2 separate regions of the Homo sapiens genome follow, and region 1 is linked to region 2. Evidence: read pairs that join two places in POLR2A ChIA-PET (ENCODE). Cell type or tissue: HepG2. All regions are shown on one strand.

What was found. Peaks named below come from ENCODE experiments on the same cell type or tissue, not always from the same donor. Only the 100,000 strongest peaks of a DNase experiment are listed, where the experiment ranks them.
Region 1: POLR2A ChIA-PET joins it to region 2 with 6 read pairs; 2 of 35 experiments call an interaction of 5 or more read pairs at or near these places.

The regions. Positions count from the first base shown.
Region 1 is chr5:57,186,224-57,194,223 of GRCh38, reverse strand. The region is part of intron 2 of GPBP1 (GC-rich promoter binding protein 1); the gene reads right to left. Among named protein-coding and RNA genes, the nearest start is that of GPBP1, 16 kb to the right of the region's middle. In HepG2, no CTCF peak of the experiment used is centred here; no DNase peak of the experiment used is centred here.
Region 2 is chr5:57,100,033-57,108,032 of GRCh38, reverse strand. No RefSeq gene overlaps it. Among named protein-coding and RNA genes, the nearest start is that of GPBP1, 70 kb to the left of the region's middle. In HepG2, no CTCF peak of the experiment used is centred here; DNase peaks (open chromatin) are centred at 4,532, 4,962 and 5,612; H3K4me3 peaks cover 1,221 bases.

The sequences.
Region 1 (8,000 bases), 86 kb before region 2:
ACTAGCGCTACTCATAATAGCAAAAAAGAAACAAAAACAAGAAACAGGCTAATATACATCAATAGAGGTCTAGTTATACTAGCATGCAGCCAATAAAAAGAATGAGGTAACTTTACACATACTAATATGGAATAATGTTCTAAGTTCATTAAGTAAAAAAAGACTGTAGAGCAGGGTAGACATGATGCTACTACTTGTATTAGAAAGCAAAAGAATGTGGTTTTATATACATCTCTAAAATACATAAGAAACTAACAGTGGTTTCCGCAGAGGGGAACTGCTAAGAAACAGGATTAAAGGGGTGACTTTCCTCTAAACCTCTTGTGGTACACCTTTTGTAATTTGTGTGCATAAATTCAAAACAATTTTAAATCTTTTTTAGTCTGACTCAATTTTACTGTTTCCTGAATAAACTGTTTTGTTTTTTTCAAATCCTTAAACTCTTAATCCATTTTTTTTCTGAAACTGAGTTAGGCTAAAGACCAATCATCCCAAGCACAGGAAACAAGTTCCAACAATTTAATTTTTTAAACACGCCTAATCCTACGAACCAGATAGCACTAACAAAGACAGAATACTTTTCATAGTTTTTTTTTTTTTTTTTTTTTTTGAGACAGGGTCTCATTCTATTGCCCAAGCTTGAGTGCAGTGGCATGATCTTGGCTCACTGCAACCTCCACCTCCTGGGCTCAAGCGATCTTCCCACCTCAGCCCCGCAAGCAGGTGGGACTACAGGCGCAAGTCACCATGCCCAGGTCGTTTTTGTATTTTTTTGTGGAGATGGGGTTTCATCATGTTGCCCAAGCTGGTCTCAAATTCCTGAACTCAAGTGATCTCCTACCTCGACTTCCCAAAGTGCTGGATTACAGGAGTAAGCCACGGCACTCGGCCTAGGCAGTTTCTTTTTGAGATGGAGTTTCACTCTTGTCACCCAGGCGAGAGCACAAGGGCTCGATCTCGGCTCACTGCAACCTCGGCCTCCCAGTTCAAGCAATTCTCCTGCCTCAGCCTCCTGAGTATCTGGGATTACAGGCACCCACCACCATGCCCAGCTAATTTTTGTATTTTTAGTCGAGACAGGGTTTCACCATGTTGGCCAGGCTGGTCTTCAACTCCTGACCTTAGGTGATCCACTCGCCTTGGCGTCCCAAAGTGCTGGGATTACAGACATGAGTCACCGTGCCCGGCCAACAGTTTCTTTAACATTCATCTCATTTAGTCCTCATCCCATCTCCAGGAGGTTGATGTTACCTTCTTTTCAAAACAAGAAAAATAAGTGTTTATATAAACGTGAAGTCCATTTTAAAGTTCCCAAGGTCAAATAGTAGCTGAAACTCTTAACTGCTCTGGATACATATACATACTGTAAGTAACATAGGATACATCAGACAGAGATCTTATCTAACACAAAACATTAGCCTTCGTAATAGACATGTAAGTAACTCCTAATTTTTTTTTTTTTTTTTTTTTGAGACGGAGTTCCGCTCTCGTTGCCCAGACCGGAGTGCAATGGCGTGATCGCAGCTCACCGCAACCTCCGCCTCCCAGGTTCAAGCGATTCTCCTGCCTCAGCCTCCTGAGTAGCTGGGATTACAGCCATTCACCATCACGCCAGGCTAATTTTGTATTTTTAGTAGAGACGGAGTTTCTCCATGTTGGTCAGGCTGGTCTCGAACTCCTGACCTCAGGTGATCCACCTACCTCAGCCTCCCAAAGTGCTGGGATTACAGGCGTGAGCCACCGTGCCCAGCCAACTCCTAAATTTTAAGTTTTACTCAGGCACTGTCTTACACTACTGCTGTGTCAAAAAGTACAAAATACAGGTCTCAATCACCTAGACAGGTAAAAGATGAGCAATTTGAGCTACCACTGCAATCTAGCGCTATCCCCAAACAGACTACTGTCCTCTCAGCAAATTAAGTACTCAGAAGTACTTAACAGGAAGTACTTAATAGAAATGTGAAACTACCAGTCAAGTTAAAAGAAAAAAATTAAGGCACCCAGCTCAGGTAAGTGCATTTTTCAAGTAGTTTTCAACCTAGCCAGTGTTCCAGAAACAATTTCAACACTCTCCTGAGGATACTCACCTGAAACAGCCTCAAGTTTAGCATCCTTCTAAGAGCTTCAGTAAATAACGTCCTTGCAAGGGATCTATATAACATGTTTTTCTTACATAGAAGGAAAACAAGATCACACAGATAAACTTTGTAACACCAAAAATAATTAAAGCTCTGTGGATATTTATCTGCATTAGTATCCTCCTCAAAGACACACTACAAATGAACTATCATGGTCTCATCTCTGAAAAATGATAAGTCTTAAATTCTGCTCATATATTTCAAAGCCACTCCTTAAAACCTAGACAGGCCGGCGTGGTGGCTCACGCCTGTAATCCCAGCACTTTGGGAGGCAGAGGTGGGCGGATCATGAGGTCAAGAGATTGAGACCATCCTGGCCAACACAGTGAAACCTCGTCTCTACTAAAAATACAAAAATTAGCTGGGTGTGGTGATGCGCATCTGTAGTCCCAGCTACTCGGGAGGCTGAGGCAGGAGAATCACTTGAACCCAGGAGGCGGAGGTTGCAGTGAGCTGAGATCGCACCACTGCACTCCAGCCTGGTGATAGAGTGACACTCGGTCTCAAACAAACAAAAAAAAAAAAAACCTAAAGATAAATGTATTTTGTTTCTTTGAACCTGAGAGCAAAAATTACCTAGGTTTCAAGGCTTCTGACTCAACAGTTCAAAATTGGGGAAATTTTTAAAGGCAAGGGTCACAGTAAACAAATCTTTATGAGATGAGGCAGTCCCTTCAAAAAGCTAAGAGCAAGGCCAGGCACGGCGGCTCACACCTGTAATTCAAGCACTTTGGACAGCAGAAGCAGATGGATCACTTAAGGTCCGGAGTTCAAGACCAGCCTGGCCAACATGGCGAAACCTGCCTCTACTAAAAATACAAAAATTAGCTGAATTAGCTGGTCATGATGGCAAGCGCCTGTTAATTCCAGCTACTTGGGAGCTGAGGCACAAGAATCACTTGAACCAAGGAGGCAGAGGTTGCAGTAAGCCAAGGTTGTGCCACTGCACTCCAGCCTGGGTGACGGAGAATGCCTTAAAAAAAAAAGAAAAGAAAAAAACAGCTAAGAGGAGCCAGGCACAATGGCTCACACCTGTAACCCCAGCACTTGGGGAGGCCAAGGCGGGCAGATCACTTGAACCCCAGAGTTCAAGACAATATGTTTTGCCTAGAGTTCAAGACAACATGTTTTACCTAGAGTTCAAGGCAACATGTTTTGCCTAGAGTTCTAGGCAACATGGCAAAACCCCGTCTCTACCAAAAAATACAAAAATTAGCCAGACATGGTGGTATGTACCTGTAGTCCCAGCTACTCAGAAGGCTGAGGCCGGAAGATTGCTTGAGCCCAGGAGGTCAAGGCTGCAGTGAGCTGTGATAATGGAGCACACTCTAGCCTGGGTGACAGAGCAAGACCTTGTCTCAGGAAAAAAAAAAAAAAAAAAAAAAAAAAAAGCTAACAGCAAATCCAAAGCCAGTCTTGAATCTAGCAGACAAAAAGCTCATATAACAATTTATTTAATTCTAGACACATAAAATAGCTTTTTTCTTTTTTTTTTTTTAACTGAGATGGAGTCTTGCTCTGTCACCCAGGCTGGAGTGCAGTGGCGTGATCTCAGCTCACTGCAACCTCCACCTCCTGGGTTCAAGTGGTTCTCCCGCCTCAGCCTCCCAGTAATTGAGATTACAGGTGCGTGCCAACACGCTCGGCTAATTTTTATACTTTTAGTAGAGATGGGGTTTCACCGTGTTGGCCAGGCTGGTCTTGAACTCCTGACCTCAGGTGATCCACCTGCCTCGGCCTCCCAAAGTGCTGGGATTACAGGTATGAGCCACCACGCCCAGCTGATAAAACAGCTTCTAAATGACATGACAACAAATCAACCCTCCTATAATCCAATAACAAATTCCACCTAGTCCCCAAGCAGTTAAAAATAGCTCTATAATAAAAACAACCATATACACCCAATCCCCCCCCTAAAAAAAAGTAAGGCTAAATTATTTATAGATGTTAATAGTTCTTTTACTGTGCAAATAAGTGCACTGAGACTACAACAGTAAACAAATGAGACAAGGTCCCTGCTCTCAAAGAGCTTATGTGATAAAGACGGGCACAGGGTAAACAAGATAATTATAAGCTGTGCTTTAAGTGAAATAATATAGAATAATAAGAGAAATCAAAGTATTGAATAGAGTGGCCCACTTTACACAAAATGGTTAGAGAATCTCAGAGAAAGTTAGGTTTGAGCTAAAATTGAGCTGACAAGGGAAGAACAGAGAAGAGGGAACAAATATAAAGAAAAATGTCTCGTGTTCAGGTAAGAGAAAGAAGGCCAATGGGCCAGTAAGACAGTAAGCAAGGTTCCAGACAAGGAGAGGGAACAAATAAACAATGCAGATCCTTGCAGGCTATAGAGTATGCATGCTATTTTTAGATCCAATGGAAAGACATTAAAGGGTTTTAAGCACAATAATGACACAATCGAATATCATTTTTAAAGGATCACTGCTCTGTGAATAATGAAATAGAGTACACAATGGTACAGGAATAAAGTTAAAAGGCTACCACAGTAGTTCAAGTGAAAAAAAGTGGGCTGAGCGCAGTGGCTCAGGCCTGTAATCCCAGCACTTTGGGAGGCCAAGGTGGGTGGATCACCACAGGCCAGGAGTTCGAGACCTGCCTGTCCAACATAGTAAAACCCTGTCTCTACTAAAAATACAAAATTAGCTGGGCTGGGCATGGTGGCTCACGCCTATAATCCCAACACTTTGGGAGGCCTAGGTGGGCAGATCACCTGAAGTCAGGAGGTCAAGACCAGCCTGGCCAACATGACAAAGCCCCGTCTCTACTAAAAATACAAAAATTAGCTGGGCACGGTGGCAGGCACCTGTAATCCCAGCTACTCAGTAGACTGAGGCATGAGAATGACCTGAACTGGAAAGTGGAAGTTGCAGTGAACTGAGATAGTGGCAATACATTCCAGCCTGGGGGACAGAGCGAGACTGTCTTCCAAAAAAAAAATTAGCCGGGTATGGTGGTGCATGCCTGTAATCCCAGCTACTTGGGAGGCAGAGGTTGCAGTGAGCCAAGATCACACCACTATACTCCAGCCTAGGCAACAAGAGTGAAACTTCGTCGCAAAGAAAGACAGACAGACAGACAGACAGAAAGAGGCTTGTACAAGTCTAGTAGCAGTGGGATATTAATGAATACATTTAGGAGATTTTGAAGGTAGAACACATAATTTGCTAATGGATTAGATGGGGGGAAAGAAGAAAGCCAAAGATGATTCCCACGTGTTTTAGCCTGAATAAATAGGTAGCTGGTGGAGCCATACTGAGATGAGAAAGAATAGAGAGAGTATGGGGCTAGGAAGTAAGACTGTAGCTTGCCTTTTATTTTTTTTGAGACAATGTCTCGCTCTGTCGCCCAGGCTGGAGTGCAGTGCCACGATCTCGGCTCACTACAACCTCTGCCTGACGTGTTTAAGCAATTCTCATGCCTCAGCCTCCCGAGTAGCTGGGATTACAGGCACCCAATACCATGCCCAGCTAATTTCTGCATTTTTTTTTTTTAAGTAGAGACAGGATTTCACCATGCTGCCCAGGCTGGTCGCAAACTCCCGAGCAATCCACCTGCCTCAGCTTTCCAAAATGCTGGGATTACAGGCGTGAGCCTCCATGTCCAGCCTGAGTGTAGCACTGAACGTTAAATTTTACAGGTAGAGAAGTCAAGACGGCAGTTAAGCTATAAGCCTGGAATATGGAGAGAAGATCTGAACTGGAAATTTAAACTTGAGATCATTTGCATAAATATACCTTTTAAAGCTATGGTATCATACCACAAATTACACAAGTATTATCCCAAGAGTGGAATGCATGTGCTTCAACCATTTTTTTTTTTTTGAGACAGTCTCTCATTCTGTCGCCCAGCCTAGAGTGCAGTGGTGCGATCTCAGCTCACTGCAACTTCCACTTCCTGAGATCAAGCGATTCTCTTGCCTTAGCCTCCTGTGTAGCTGGGACTACAGGCGTGCACAATCATGCCCAGTTAATTTTTGTATTTTTTGGTAGAGATGGGGTTTCACTATGTTGACCAGGCTGGTCTCAAACTCCTGACCTCAAGTGATCCACCCACCTCAGCCTCCCAAAGTGCTGAGATTACAGGCATGAGCCACCAAGCCCAGCCTCGATAATTTTAAATGTCATATATACATATATATTATATATACACAAATACATTATACATATATATATATATATCTGGTTTCTGCTTCTTCTGTCCCTTCAATTTATACTTACCTATGTCCTCCAATTCATAATCTCTCCCTCCTGGTTGATCATATGATATGGTCTTCAACCACTATCACCTGTGACCAGCCACAACACCACTGTCTGTATTATTTTACAATTTCAAAGCATTTAGCATTCATTATTTCACTTGACTTTAATAACAACAACTCTGTGAGGCACTATTTTATAGAGCAAGAATTAAGTCATAAAGACTATGTTGGCCAATATCACATAGCTATTATATAATGTAACAGATGGCATGAAACCATAATTCAAATTCAAGGACTCTTTTTATTCTGTATTCATAGAACTTCACAGCAAACTTCACGGACAGAGGAATCTTACATTTTTGCCTTGTTCACTAGAAAATCCCCAGCACCAACGATACCATAGGCACTCAAACATTTCCTGAGGCAAAGGAAATCTCTAGCACATAATTAGCACTCAAGAGAGAAGAGTCCCAAATCCACTGTTGAGATAATATATCATAGTAAATAAGTTGATACTTTTACATCCTACTTTCTCATTTCCAGTATAGAAATGTTGTCATTTTCTAAGTATGCTCAAGTATGAATTAGATATCTAACATTTCAAGCCACTTAAAAGAAGATTGACATACGAATTCAAGATGACGTTATTTTGCAACAGGTCTTACTTCACACACCCACAAAAACAATTTCCCTGTTGCTCCAAATTTCCTATAAAATATTTTAGAAAATGTAAGACATCCAATGTTAAAGCAGAAAAAAAAATCAAATACTATTTTATTTATGGACTAGCATTCCATAGAATTAGCATAATACATACAAACATACATACACACACACACACACACACACACACACACACACACTTCTCTGAGTCCAGAAATAGACACACATAATTTGATTTTCATCACAGAAATTTCAAGGTGATTCAATGGGAAACAATCTTTTCAACAAATGAAACTTGCACAACTGGACATTTACATGGAAAAAAAAAAATAGGGGTGGTCACAGCGGCTCTCGCCTGTAATCCCAATACTTTGGGAGGCCAACGCAGGAGGATCCCATGAGTCCAGTAATTTGAGACCACTCTGGGCAACACAGTGAGACTCTGTTTCCACACAAAAAAATTTAAAAATCAGCCAGGTGTGGTGGCACATACCTGTAGTCTCAACTACTCAAAAGGATTAGGAGGATCATTCCAGCCCAAGAAGTCAAAGCTGCAGAGACCTGTTAATTACGCCACTGCACTCCAGCCTGGGTGACAGAGTGAGACCCTGTGTACCCCACCCCCCAAAAAGTGAACATCTTTTTATCGCACCACATGCAAAAAATTCAAAATGAATCAAAGACCTAAAAGATAAGAACGAAATTACACAACTTCTACAAGACAGGAGAAAACTCTATGACCTTGGGTTAGGCAATGATTTCTTAGGACACAAAAGCACAAACCATGAAAGAAAAAAAAATTTTTTTTTTTTTTTAAAGAGGCAAGGTCCCGCTCTGTCACCCAGACCAGAGTGCAGTGCCACAATCATAGCTCACTACAGCCTTGAACTCCTGGGTTCAAGCAAACCTGCCACCTTGGTCTCTCAAGTAGCTGAGGTATGCCACCATGCCCACTTAATTTAAATTTTTTGGAGAATAGG
Region 2 (8,000 bases):
TCTAGCCTGAGTAACATTGTGAGACCCTGTCTCATTAAAGGAAAAAACAACCTGTATACAAGTCTGGTAGTATCACCACTACCTTATCCATCATACTTAAAAGCCCTTAAATGTGTCCTCTGGCTCTAAATCCAAAGATCAGAATCCTTAGCACAGTTTACTATGCTAAAGACAGGAAGCTGTCTTTCCATTTTCATCTTGTACTACATCAGCTCTGTCCACTCACACTGGCCTTCTCTCCATCCCTCTCAATCATCATGCTCCTTCCTCATACAAAGCTCTAGCACTTGCTAGTCTCTTTGACTGGAACACTCCTCCTTCCTCTCTTTGCCAAATTAACTGCTACTTATCTTTCAGAATTCAGATCACCTTAGTTCTTCATGGAAGACTTCCCTGACTGTGCAGATAAATCTCTCAGTCAGGCCGGGCATGGTGGCTCATGCCTGTAATCCCAGCACTTTGGGAAACCGAGGCTGGTGGATCACCTGAGGTCAGCAGTTCGAGACCAGCCTGGCCAACATGGTAAAACCCCATCTCTACTAAAAATACAAAATTAGCCAGGCATGGTGGCACGTGCTTGTAGTTCCAGCTACTCAGGAGGCTAAGGCACGAGAATCGCTTGAATCAGGGAGGCAGAGCTTGCAGTGAGCCCAGATTGTGCCACTGCACTCCAGCCTGGGCAACAAGAGCAAAAGTCTACCTCAAAAAAAAAAAAAAAAGATAAATAAAAAATAAATCTCTCAGTTGGGATGCTTTTCTCTTTTAACTGCAAGTGATTAAAAAAAATTCAATCAACCAACCAAACAATCAGTCAAACTGGCTTAAGCAGAAAGAGGCGAATTAACTGGCTCATATAACCAAAATGTTTATCGGTTGCTGATATGAACCTGGGTGCATGTATTTAATTAATATCTGCGGGGATCTGTATTTCTTGCCTCTCCTCTTCTCTGTTAGCTTCATCCTCAGGTATCCTCTCCTTGTGTCACGGCCACCAGCAGCTCCAAGTGCATTCTATTAGCTTTGCTGCTCAATTGAAGAAGAATATCTCATTCTTAATGGTGCCAGGAAAATCTCTGCATCTTTCTCATTGGCCTGGCTTGAGTCACATGAAACTTTCTTGAACCAATCACTGTGGTCCTAGGGAAGTAGTACTTTCATTAGCCAGGGCTAAGTCATGTGACCTTCAATGAAGTCAGTGGGGAGAGGCTGTGATTAGTGAGTGGGGCCATGTTAGCTCTACCTGAACTGCATTGTCAGAGAATGAGGAAGGGGTGGTTCCCAAAGGAAAACTGAAGTTTTGTGTTTGAGACAGAGTCTTGCTTTGTTGCCCAGGCTGGAGTGCAGTGGTGCAATCTTGGCTCCTGTGACCTCGAACTCTCGGGCTCAAGCAATCCTCCCACCTCAGCCTCCCGAGTAGCTAGGACCACAGGTGCATGCTACCATACCTGGCTAACTTATAATTTCTTTTTTTTTTAGAGGTGGGGTCTCACTATGTTGCTCAGGCTGGTATTGAACTCCTGGGCTCAAGCAATCCTCCCACCTTGGCCTCCCAAAGTGTTGGAATTACAGGTATGAGCCACTATACCTGGCCAGAAGTGAAGTTTTTAGAAGAGGAAATGTTGGATAGGTATATTCTTTTTCTCCTCCTCCTCCTCCTTCTTCTTCTTTCTTCTTCTTTTTTTTTTGTTAAGAGACAGGTCCTTATTCCTTCCCCCAGGCTGGAGTGTAGTGTTGCAATCATATCTCACTGTGCCTTGCACTCCTGGGCTCAAGTGATTCTCCCACCTCAGCATCCCAAGTAGCTAGAATTACTGGAGACAGGGTCTCACTGTATTACCCAGGCTGTTTTCAAACTCCTGACTTCAAGGGATCCTCCCACCTTGGCCTCCTAAAGTGCTGGGATTATAGGTGTAAGCCACTGTACCTGGCCCCATACTAATACATTCTTATAGCACTATGTACTTTTCCTTCATGGTACAAGTCACAGCTGCAATATTGCACTTACTTGCTTGATGATTTGATTGATGCTTATCTCTTCCATGAGGCTGTAAGCTCCACGAGGAGAAGCATGTTTTTGTTTTACCTTATTATTATATTCCCAGTGGGTGCTTGCCTCCAGTGGGTGCACAATAAACATCTGTTAGCTAAATGAATGAACTGTGTTTTGGATATCTTGTAGGTGTTATGTCATGATGATTTTGGAATTAGACACATTTGAATTTCAATATTGACTCAGTGTTGGCTCTGTCACTAATTTGCTGTTAGACCGGTTAATAATTTGGTCTAAGAGCTACTTTCCACATTTGTGAAGTTGGAATAATACATAGTTCATTGGACTGTTTTGAGGATTTGAGTAGATAATGAATGCAAAAGATCTGGAATAGTACAAGAATTAATAACCAACTGAGATTACTCTTTTACTCTACCTATTACCAGGAAAACTGGTTATCCATCTTCCCATGACAGAATTGCTTTATAGTTTACACCCCCACCCAGACACTCCTTCAACTGTAACTAGGACATACATCCATATTTTCCATTCTATAGGGCTCCACACTCCTACCTATTCCTGGGGAAAACTCAGGCTGGACAATACACCTCATGGAACACCTTTCAGGTGACTGTGTGTGTGTGTGTGTGTGTGTGTGTGTGTGAGAGAGAGAGAGAGAGTGTGTGTGTGTGAGAGAGAGAGAGAGAGAGAGAAACAAGGCTAACGCAATAAGTAACATGCAACAGATGGGGCCAGGTGTGGCTCTTGCCTCTTCCCAGTCACTCATTTTTTTGTATCTTCTCAGCAATCAAGCTAATTAACACAATGGCCTTCCACTCCAGTCTCCACTTCTATTTGCATCCCTGCCCTTGTTTCTTCACAGCCTCATCCAACTGAGGGGCTTCCTTCCATACCCAAACTATCCATTCTACCATCATAAGTAGGGAAATGGATGTGTTCCAGACCAACCTGGGCTGTAAGCACCACAGATACGTCATACAATAGCCAGTGAATGGAAAGAAACATCAGGCTGAGTGATCCAGAAAGGAAGTGCACCTCCACTGATGCTCTGGCTACCTGTCAGCATTCTACTGCAAGGTGATGGAGTTAGACCTCTTGTTGCTCCAAGTGTTTAGGGATCAGTAATTAAAAGAGTACACACCTGAATAGGAAGGGAGCAAATTCCATGAAAAAGTTGGGTGTGGGTGTTGAAATTGAAAAGGAGAAGACACTTTGCGGGGCTGGTATTGTATAAGGAGAAACCTGTGCTGACAGGAAAGGAATTGAAATAGTGGACCACAGGAAAAAAAAAAACAATTGCTATGACTCAGTTTTGGCTTTGAAGGAGTTTACATCTAATCAAAAGGACAGACATGAAAACTAATCAAAAATAAAAAGGAAAATAATACAAATTATAATAAAAGTCTGTATAAGGTCTTAATGTGGGAGAACAACCTCTGCTTGGAGAAGTTAGAAAAAAAAGAGTTGCGCCGGGCGCGGTGGCTCATGCCTGTAATCCCAGCACTTTGCGAGGCCGAGGCGGGCAGATCACGAGGTCAGGAGATCGAGACCATCCTGGCTAACAAGGTGAAACCCCATCTCTACTAAAAATACAAAAAAATTAGCCGGGCGTGGTGGCAGGCGCCTGTAGTCCCAGCTACTCGGGAGGCTGAGGCAGGAGAATGGCGTGAACCTGGGAGGCGGAGCTTGCAGTGAGCCGAGATTGCGCCACTGCACTCCAGCCTGGGCGACAGAGCGAGACTCTGTCTCAAAAAAAAAAAAAAAAAAAAGAATTTATTAAAGGTTTGAAAGATAAAAAGAAATTTGGGATAAACTTGACGCAAGATGATGTTTCTTGCATGCCCTGGGGGGTAAGGGTGATCTGAGTAGAAGCAAAACATAAGCAAATATATGGAGGCATAAAGAAGCATTATGGGTTAAGTGAGGGGTAGGTAATTTAGATATAGCTAAAAATTAAGCTACGTTTGAAGGAATAGTATGCATGTAGGTTGGATAAGGGACAAAAGTACAGGGCCAGATTGTATGGGGCATTGATGTGGCAGCAGGACATTTAGGCTAGGAATTTGGGCTTTGGAGAAATACCACACTGGCTTTGAAACTTAGATGCAGTGTCAGTACAACACATTGTCACTCCTTTCCCACATCTCAGGAGGTGACTCTTTGTAGAGGAAGCTGTCAGAGACCTGAAATTCACAAAACAGGTGTTTTTTCCCTAGACCAACCTCGTATACCTGCCTGTTACTTGGTCTCCAATCACCAGTTCAAAGACTCAGAGCCAGTGAGGTCAGCTCTGATACGGTGTCTTTAAGACGTAAAGCCAGTAACCAGGCATGGTGGCTCATACCTGTAATGCCAGCACTTTGGCAGGCTGAGGTCGGCTGATTGCTTGAGCCCAGGAGTCTGAGATTAGCCTGGGAAATACAGTGAAACTCTATTTCTACAAAAAATACAAAACTTGGCCTAGAGTAGTGGCATGTGCCTGTAGTCCCAGCTACTCTGGAGGCTGAGGTGGAAGGATTGCTTCGGCCCAGAAGGTCAAGGTTACAGTGAGCTGTGATCACACCACTGTATACCAGCCTAGGTAACAGAGCCCAATGGTATCTCAAAAAAAAAAGAAAAGAAAAAAGACATAAAGCCAGTTGACCCTGCATTATAGATTTACCTTTTCAAGACTTCATTTCTTAATGTCAGAGATACAAAAAATTTAGAAATTAGAGGGCTGGGTTGCAGTAAAAAGTGGAAAGCAGGGTTGGGACGGACCATCCAGTGCTTTTGTCTTTATTAGAGTCCCTCTAAACTTTACTTTGATAAGCACTTGCTTTGCAAATCCCTTTGTTCTTCCACAAAACTTTGGCTCATAGAACCCCTTAAACTCTGCATTTAGTGGAGAAAGGGGCTTCTGGAATGCTTTTGACTTTACAACTCATGTTGACCTGACACTAGACCTCAGATCTTCATTGCATTTGCCTTGAATGGGACCTTTGAACACACTGCCTGAAACAGACATTTGGGCACTGAGTAGTCAGTGATTAGTTAATGTTTCACCAAAATTGCCAAATACTTACACATATCTAAGATACCTGTTTCATTTTTCATTTTACTTCTTTCTTATTCTTATTTTTAAAACAACTTTTCTTCGTGAAAACATGAAAGTAAGTGGTTGAGATTATGGCCCATCATCTCTATAGCAAATAATCTTAAGAACAAGGACGTTAGGATAATAACTACAGAGTGATAATGTAACTCAATAAATTTAATGCTGATAAAATACTATTGCCTGGGCCAGGTGTGGTGGCTCATGCCTATAATTCCAACACTTTGAGAGGCCAAGGTGGGAGGAATGCTTGAGCCCAAGAGTTTGAGACCAGCCTGGGCACCAATAGCAAGACTGCTTCATTTTATTTTATTTTTTAATTTTTTATTTCCATAGCTTACTGGGGGAATAGGTGGTGTTCGGTTACATGAGTAAGATCTTTAGTGATTTGTGAGATTTTGGTGCACTCATCACCTGAGCAGTATACACTGCACCCTATTTGTAGTCTTTTATCCTTCACCGCCTTCCCACCCTTGCCCTCTGAGTCCCGAAAGTCCATTGTGTCATTGTTAGGTCTTTGTATCCTCATAGCTTAGCTCCTGCTTATGAAAACACACGACGTTTTGTTTTCAGTTCCTGAGTTACTTCACTTAGAATAATAGTCTCCAGTCTCATCCAGGTCACTGTGAATGCCATTAATCCATTCCTTTTTGTGGCCAAGTAGTATTCCATCATATATATATCACAGTTTCTTCTCTTTCCTTTTTTTTCTTTTTTTTTTTTTTGAGACGGAGTCTCATTCATTTGATTGTGGCCATTCTTGCAAGAGTAAGGTGGTATCGCATTGTGGTTTTGATTTGCATTTCCCTGATCATACATTTTTTCATGTTTTTTGGCCACTTGTATATCTTTTGAGAATTGTCTATTCATGTCCTTAGACCACTTTTTGATGGCTTGTTATTGTTGTTGTTGCTGTTTTTGAGATGGAGTTTAGCTCTTGTTGCCCAGGCTGGAGTGCAATGGTGTGATCTTGGCTCACTGCAACATCTGCCTCCCAGGTTCAAGGGATTCTCCGGCCTCAGCCTCCCGAGTAGCTGGGATTACAGGCACCCACCACCATGCCTGGCTAATTTTGTATTTTTAGTAGAGATGGGTTTTCTCCATGTTGGTCAGGCTGGTCTCAAACTCCCGACCTCAGGTGATCCGTCTGCCTTGGCCTCCCAAAGTGCTGGGATTACAGGTGTGAGCCACTACACCCAGCCAAGATAGTTTGTTTTTTTCTTGTTGATTTGTTTGAGTTCATTGTAGATTCTAGATATTGGTCCTTTGTCAGATGTATAGATTGTAAAGATATTTTCCTACTCTGTAGGTTGTCTGTTTACTCTGCTGATTGTTCCTTTTGCCATGCAAAAGCTCTTTAGTTTAATTAAGTCCCAGCAATTTATCTTTGCTTTTATTTTATTTGCTTTTGGGTTCTTGGTCATGAAATCCTTGCCTAAGACAATGTCTAGAAGGGTTTTTCCAACATTATGTTCTAGAATTTCGATAGTTTCAGGTCTTAGATTTAAGTCCTTAATCCATCTTGAGTTGATTTTTGTGTAAGGTGAGAGATGAGGATCCAGTTTCATTCTCCTACATGTAGCTAGCCAATTATTCCAGCACCATTTGTTGAAAAGGGTGTCCTTTCCCCACTTTATGTTTTTTGGCTTTGTCAAAGATCAGTTGGCTGTAAGTATTCGGGTTTATTTCTGGGTTCTCTATTCTGTTCCATCGATCTATGTGCCTATTTTTATACCAGTAACATGCTGTTTTGGTGACTATGGCCTTATAGTATAGTTTGAAATTAGGCAATGTGATGCTTCCAGATTTGTTCTTTTTGCTTAGTCTTGCTTTGGCTATGTGGGCTTTTTTTTGGTTCCATATGATTTTTAGAATTGTTTTTTCTAATTCTGTGAAGAATGATGATGGTATTTTGATGGGAATTGCATTGAATTTGTAGATTGCTTTTGGCAGTATGGTCATTTTCACAATATTGATTCTACCCATCCATGAGCATGGGATGTGTTTCCATTTGTTTGTGTCATCTATGATTTCTTTCAGCAGTGTTTTGTAGTTTTCCTTGTAGAGGTCTTTCACCTTCTTGATTAGGTATATCCCGAAGTATTTTACTTTATTTTTGCAGCTATTTTAAAAGGGGTTGAGTTCTTGATTTGAGTCTCAGCTTGGTTGCTGTTGGTGTATAGAAGAGCTACTGATTTGTGTACATTAATTTTGTATCCAGAAACTTTGCTGAATTCTTCTTCTTCTTCTTCTTCTTCTTTTTTTTTTTTTTTTTTTTGAGATGGAAGCTCGCTTTGTCACTAGGCTGGAGTGCAGTGGCACGATATCGGCTGACTGCAACCTCTGCCTCCTGAGTTCAAGCGATTCTCCTGCCTCGGCCTCCCGAGTAGCTGGGATTACAGGCACGTGCCACCATGCCCGGGTAATTTTTGTATTTTTAGTAGAGATGGGCTTTCGCCACGTTGGCCAGGATGGTCTCCATCTCTTGATCTCGTGATCCACCCACCTTGGCCTCCCAAAGTGCTGGGATTACAGGAGTGAGCCACCACGCCCAGCCTGCTGAATTCTTTTATCAGTTCTAGGAGCTTTCTGGAGGAGTCTTTAGGGTTTTCTAGGTAAACAATCATATCATCAGTAAACAGTAATGGTTTGACTTCATCTTTACCAATTTGGATGCCCTTTATTTCTTTCTCTTGTCTGATTGCTCTGGTTAGGACTTCCAGTAGTATACTGAAGAGGGATAGTGAGAATGGGCATTCTTGTCTTGTTACAGTTCTCAGAGGGAATGCTTTCAACTTTTCCCCATTCAGTATTATGTTGGCTGTGGGTTTGCCATAGATGGCTTTTATTATATTGAGGTATGTCCCTTTTATACTGATTTTGCTGAAAGTTTTA